Regions from separate parts of the Homo sapiens genome. Here region 2 is linked to region 1. The links are chromatin loops, found by intact Hi-C in ENCODE. Cell type or tissue: GM12878. All regions are shown on one strand. Links, peaks and the distances in the headings refer to the core of each region. The heading gives the core; the rest is flanking DNA.

What was found. Peaks named below come from ENCODE experiments on the same cell type or tissue, not always from the same donor. Only the 100,000 strongest peaks of a DNase experiment are listed, where the experiment ranks them.
Region 2: a loop joins it to region 1, with 2.9 times the contacts of the local background. A loop is called at or near these places in 4 of 110 quality-filtered maps.

Annotation. Positions count from the first base shown.
Region 1 is chr3:130,849,023-130,851,947 of GRCh38, reverse strand. The region is part of intron 1 of LOC107986023 (a long non-coding RNA gene); the gene reads left to right. It also overlaps a transcript of ATP2C1 not described here. Among named protein-coding and RNA genes, the nearest start is that of ATP2C1, 44 kb to the left of the region's middle. RefSeq lists an enhancer at 1,687-1,766. In GM12878, for the core only: no CTCF peak of the experiment used is centred there; DNase peaks (open chromatin) are centred at 1,597 and 2,718; H3K4me3 peaks cover 1,341 bases; H3K27ac peaks cover 2,432 bases.
Region 2 is chr3:130,777,490-130,780,414 of GRCh38, reverse strand. The region is part of intron 2 of LOC107986023 (a long non-coding RNA gene); the gene reads left to right. Among named protein-coding and RNA genes, the nearest start is that of PIK3R4, 32 kb to the right of the region's middle. In GM12878, for the core only: no CTCF peak of the experiment used is centred there; a DNase peak (open chromatin) is centred at 1,194; H3K27ac peaks cover 268 bases.

The DNA.
Region 1 (2,925 bases), core at 281-2,780:
GATTTTCTGTCTGCTAAACCTATCTTGCATTTCCTGGAAGTGTTTTATTAAGTGGGTCATCTCATATCACAAAGGAGAAAAAAATACAGGACACTGGTGATATCTCCTGCATAGTTTTGCAGTTCTAGTTACAAGCACAATGCACAAGCAATTTATGACTGCTGGGTCTTTGGTATGGCTATACATTTGTCCTTCACATTTGTATACCACCGCCACACTTCTTCCTAAATGAATCACTAGATTTAAATGGATCAGATATTGCTACTTCTTCTAACAATTTGGTAAAATTCATAAAAATCATTTTTAGAAATGTCTTTTTTGGAGATCAAAGAAATGGAATGATATAAATCTCACACCATAAAAATGACTGCATGATTTTAAATGAGATGTGATCAGACATTTTAACAGTTTTAAAAATGCTTATATTCCCAAGTGATAGTGTCTCCTGCTGGAAATCATAGCTTTTGATTGGCTAAAAAGACTGAATATGGCAGTGCTCTACCTCCTACCTTTTACACACACAAAAATGACCAACTGCTTCTGAATGATCTTTATAGCTTGTTAATGATCTGTTTAAGGTTATTATAGTTTATAAAATGTTTTTTGTTTTGCAAATTCTGGCTATGTAAACATAACCATAAATACAAGAAGACAAGTGTACTTCTAGGGTCTGATACTTTCTTTGTTGAGATATTAATAGTGTCAAATTTTGTATCTGAGGCATTGGAAAATGATCAAAGAATTCAAAATTTAACTTTGATAGAGTAGCTCTTTAGAAGAAAGAAAGCATGTGGCTTCATTACAGAACTCCGCTTAATCTCAGGATCTGAATGTTCCAAGTTTAAATAAATTCTCACAAGCCTGCTTGCTTTCTGATTGCCAAGTCTGAACAGCCACAAGCAGGATCTGACCTGTACCTATAAACATGTAAACCAGCACAAATGAAATCACTAAGCGACGTAAAAGCAACAAGGAACAAGCACCCGTTCATTTTAAAGATAATATAAACAAAATGATACCTGTTCTTCGGCTCTTTGGTTTCTCAGCGTCGATAAATATCTCCTAATTGCATGGAGAGGATATTTTTTGAAATAAGAGAATCTAGATGGAGGCAACAGACTATCCATAGTGAGGAAAGCAAGAGGGTCCTTGTCTGCACCTCCTTGTCAGCAACCATATGAAATTAGAAACTTAGCAATTCCTCAGATGCCTAAAGATTTGTTTGTAGCTCGACAACTTCCCTCCTACAAACAAAGCAAATGTTCTCCTTGCTGTTTCCTCTTTTGGGTAGAGTTCCTGGTGAAACCAGACAGCCAAGTATGAACACTGTCTAGAAGCGTCCAGAAATGCAATGCCCAAAGGGCAATAGGAATTCAGGGGCTGGTCCACAGAATGCAAATTGCTTAGTGGTAGTGATGCGACTGTCCTATTTCTAGCAACAGTGTTCTGTTGCAAGCTATGTTAATATTAGCTAGCTGGTGACTTTCCATACCCACAGACTCTCGTGAGGCTTAATTTTAATTCTTCTGACACTTTTTCTAGTTCTTAAACAGGGCATGAGATGTGGTTTTCCCAGTTTCCTTCTAGATTTCTTATCATCATGCGCACACACAGACACACAGCTCAGTTGCGGTCTGAGCTGGAAAGTGTTGATTCATTCAGTCTTGAGAAGACTGTTATAGGGGACTTCCAAAAAAATTTAACAAATTACCTCACTCTTCATTGTTATCAAGGAGCTCGTTGTCAGCACTGAAAACGTTTGGCTTGCACTGTGATGCATTATGCAACATGCCCAGTAACCAGATACTTTACATTAATTGAACAATAGCTGCAAACAGATTCTGTTCTGAGTTAAAAGCCTTCTCTCCTTGAATCCTTATCTCAAATCCACAGGCTGAATTCAGAAACATTAACTTTCCCTAGGCTTTTAAAAACTATGAATGTAAGTGAGAGAAAATGTTTTATGTTTACTTTCTAACTCTTATTAAAAAAAAGATTCATGCTTAAAAAAAAAAGAACAAAAGAAAAATAATGCCAAGAGGTCTGTGGTCTTAGAGGACATGAAATCATAAAATTTGAAAGTTCAATATTTTCTTAATACTTTATAGAGATCACAGGGTTTTTCTAAACTAGGGCCCCAAATAGACATTACTATTTTATTATCCTTTTAAACTTTACAGTAGCTGGTTCCTTTGATGGAAACATTTGGTCACTTCTGTGAGGGGCTGTCATGTAGAAAACAGACTGGACATCAACAAAAATTATGTGACCCAGAGTTTTCTTTAAGGGTGAAAGCAAGCCCTGGTTTTTCCCTCTTCCTAGAGAGCACTGCAAGTTGCGGGGAAGAGGAGGTAGGCAGAGCTGGGGAAATTACATTGCAGCCTTAGTTGTCCCCCTGGACAGCCTCCCTGACACTCCTGGATGGGTCACCTGCCTTCAGGGAACACACTTGATGGCCTAAACCTGGTTGTGCTGCAAGCAGCCCAGGCCATCTGTCAGGTTGGCATTGGGCCCACTAGCAAGGTGATCTTCCAGACTCACCAGGACCAGCCTGGCAATTCCAAGAAGTCATTTACATATTGCTACTGGAGCTGGCTCCTAGGAGGAGGCCCTGCCCTTCTGTCACCTCTCCAGGTGCACCATGCTACATGCATACAGAGGCTCTGCACGTCCTTCTCTGTATGCTGGAGACAGCTGACTCTAATGAGGGCAAGAGAGAAGCAGTGTGCTTGTGAAACACCTGAATGCTAAGGGCACAGTGCTGCATGCTCCCTGCCAGTTCATGACCCAGAAAAACAAGAAGTATAGAAAGCCAGATACCCTGGGCCAACTTGAAGCCCTGGAAAGAGAGGCAGCCCTAGGGATTGTGGGGGCAGGGAAATGTGTCGTTCATACGAACCCTTGAGATCCACTAACTGCCCTTTT
Region 2 (2,925 bases), core at 243-2,742, 71 kb after region 1:
CGTTTTCAGTCCCAGTTTCAACTCATCCTTCCCCCAACAGTAAGCACTGTGTTGACTTTATGATATTCACTTTCTTATTTTTCTGTAGTTTCACAACCCAAGTGTGCATTACTAAACTGCCATTTCGTTTTGCTTGTTTTTTTTAAAGTTTGCCTTTTGAGTCTTTTAATTTATAGGTTTCTTCTTCTTCCCTCTCTTGCCTTGCAATTATTTGTTGTAGAAACATGATTATTTCTCCCATGTTTTCCAACAGTCTGGGTTTACTGATTATATCCCCTTTTCACAGGTTCCTCTGCCCTCTGTATTCCTATGAATTGATATTTGGATCTTGAAAACTAGTCAGATTCAAGTTTGGTTGTTTTAGCAAGACTATTTCACAGGCGATGATGTATATACTTCATCAGGAGACACACAATGTTTGGTTGTCTCTCTTTCTGTGCCTTGAGCAGCTTTGGTTGCATATTGCCCAAATGATTTAATTATTTACAAATTGCAAAACGGCAGTATTCCTATTGTCACATTCCTTCTTCATTTATTTGCTGAAAATTTTAATGAGAAAGTTTGCCTTATCTACCATTTGATTATGTAGTGATAGAGTTCATATAGGAAAGGAAGGATAAATAGTTCTTTCCTTTTATTTACTAATTTCCAAAATAAGTAATTGGTTTGCTAGCATCTCCAAGGTGATCAATTAGCGCATGCACGCACGTGTGTGTGTGAGAGCGAGAGAGAGAGAATTGACTCATTGATTTATACATATTTCATGTGTTTAGAAATCTGACAGATACTACCCTTATTCGTGCTAAAATTATCTCATTTTGGGGCCAACTCTGAGTTGGCTCCCAAGTCTACAAAAGATGTATTTTAGAATTCTTTCTAACAAGAATCTGGCTGTGAGAAAAGACCACAAAGGAAATAAGAATTTTGCACCAAAAGGATTTGCTTTGGCTCATCTAGCAATTTTGTTTTATAGTCTGTACATGCCCTATTTTACTAGAAACTGAATTATGCTTCATTATTTTTAGTCTCATGACTGTGTGAGTGGCAGGATTTACCAAAGACAAGCAGTATTAGAATGTGAATTACAGAAACTCTACCTAACTTCTAGAGAAATAAACATTGTCTGACAGGTGTAAACTATCACTCTTACTGGTAAATAACCACAGCTGGCCTTGAAGGGGAACCACTTTCCTCTCTAAATGATGCATAGCCAGGCTTTGACAATAATTCACAGTCTCTGGAGCACAGCGCTGTCTGGGTTCATTTATGTCCTCAAGCCTCTTTGTCCTTAATTGCAGCCTTCCTTACTAGGCTCTATTTTTAACCCCTTAGAAACTATGGTAAATGTTTGTTTTTTTACTAAAATATTTTAAACATAAATAAATAGAGAAGTATTATAAACATCTGTAGAATGGCTATCTAGAATTCCCAAATTGTATTATTTTGTAGTATTTGCTTCAGACCATTTTAAAAAAGAAAAAATATAATAAACACATAGTCCCCTTAATTCTCTACACTAGTTCTATTTACCTCCCTCATTGCAGAGGCAACCACTATTTTGATGTTGATTTGAATGATTGAATGAATGTTGATTCATTCTATGCATATTTTAATGCTTATGCTCCATGTCTAGATCTATGAAAAATATTTAGAATTGTTGTGTCTTTTCAAAGTTTTATAAATGTTATTATACTATATGGCATCTCATCCACTAACTTGATTTTCTCGCTGGATGTTTCATTTTGGGAATCTATTTTTGTTGCTGTTTTGAGACACGGTCTTTCTCTGTCACCCAGGCTGGATTGCAGTGGCACAATCATGGCTCATTGCTGTCTTGACTTCCTGGGCTTAAGCAATCCTCCCACCTCAGCCCCTTGAGTACCTGGGGCTACTGGCCATGCCACCATGCCCAGCTAATTTTTAAATTTTTTGTAGAGAGGGCGTCTCATTGCCCAGACTGGTCTTGAACTCCTGGGCTCAAGAGATCATCCTGCCTTGGCCTCCCAAAGTGCTGGGATTACAGGTGTGAGCCACCATGCCTGGCCTGGAATCTATCTATGTTAATACATCTAGTTTATTAATTTTCATTGTTGTATCCATTCTCTTGTTAATGGGCATTTATGTTTCAATTTTTTCCTATTATAACACAGTGCTTCAAATAATATTCTTAAATATGTATGTGGGACAGTTTCTCTAAGGATAGATGAAGAAGCAGAATTTCTGGGGTACAGAGTCTCATATATCTTCAACTATATCAAATTACTCTCTGATGTGGTTACATATTTTTAAACATTTTATTGTGTGTATTTAAGGTGTACAGCATGATGTGTGAGGTACATACAGATAATAAAATGCTTACTATAGTGATACAAGTTAACATATCCATCATCTCACATAGTTATGCATTTTTTCTGTGTATGGCAAGAGCAGCTAAAATGTACTAATTTAGCAAAAATCCTAAATATAATACAATATTATTAACTATAGTCCTCATGTTGTACATTAGATCTCTAGACTTGGGCATCCTACGTATCTACTACTTTGTATCCTTTAACTTACATCTCCCCATTTCCTATCTCCTCCTAACCCCCCATCTTTGGTAAACCACTGTTTTATTCTCCATCTCTGTGTATTTAACTTTCAAAAAAAGATTCCACGTATAAGTGAGATCATGCAATATTTTGCTTTTTGTGTTTGTCCTGTTTCACTTGGCATAATGTCCTCCGGGTTCATCAATGTTGTTGCAAATTCTGGGATCTCCTTCTTTTTTAAGGCTAAATGATATTTTGTTATGTATATAATGTTATATATAACAGTTTATTTTTCATTTGAGCCTATTAAATTAAATTTAATTTTGAAGATTTTTATTTTCAAATTACTTTGATCATTACACATCATGTATCAAATTTGAGTTATTAGCATATC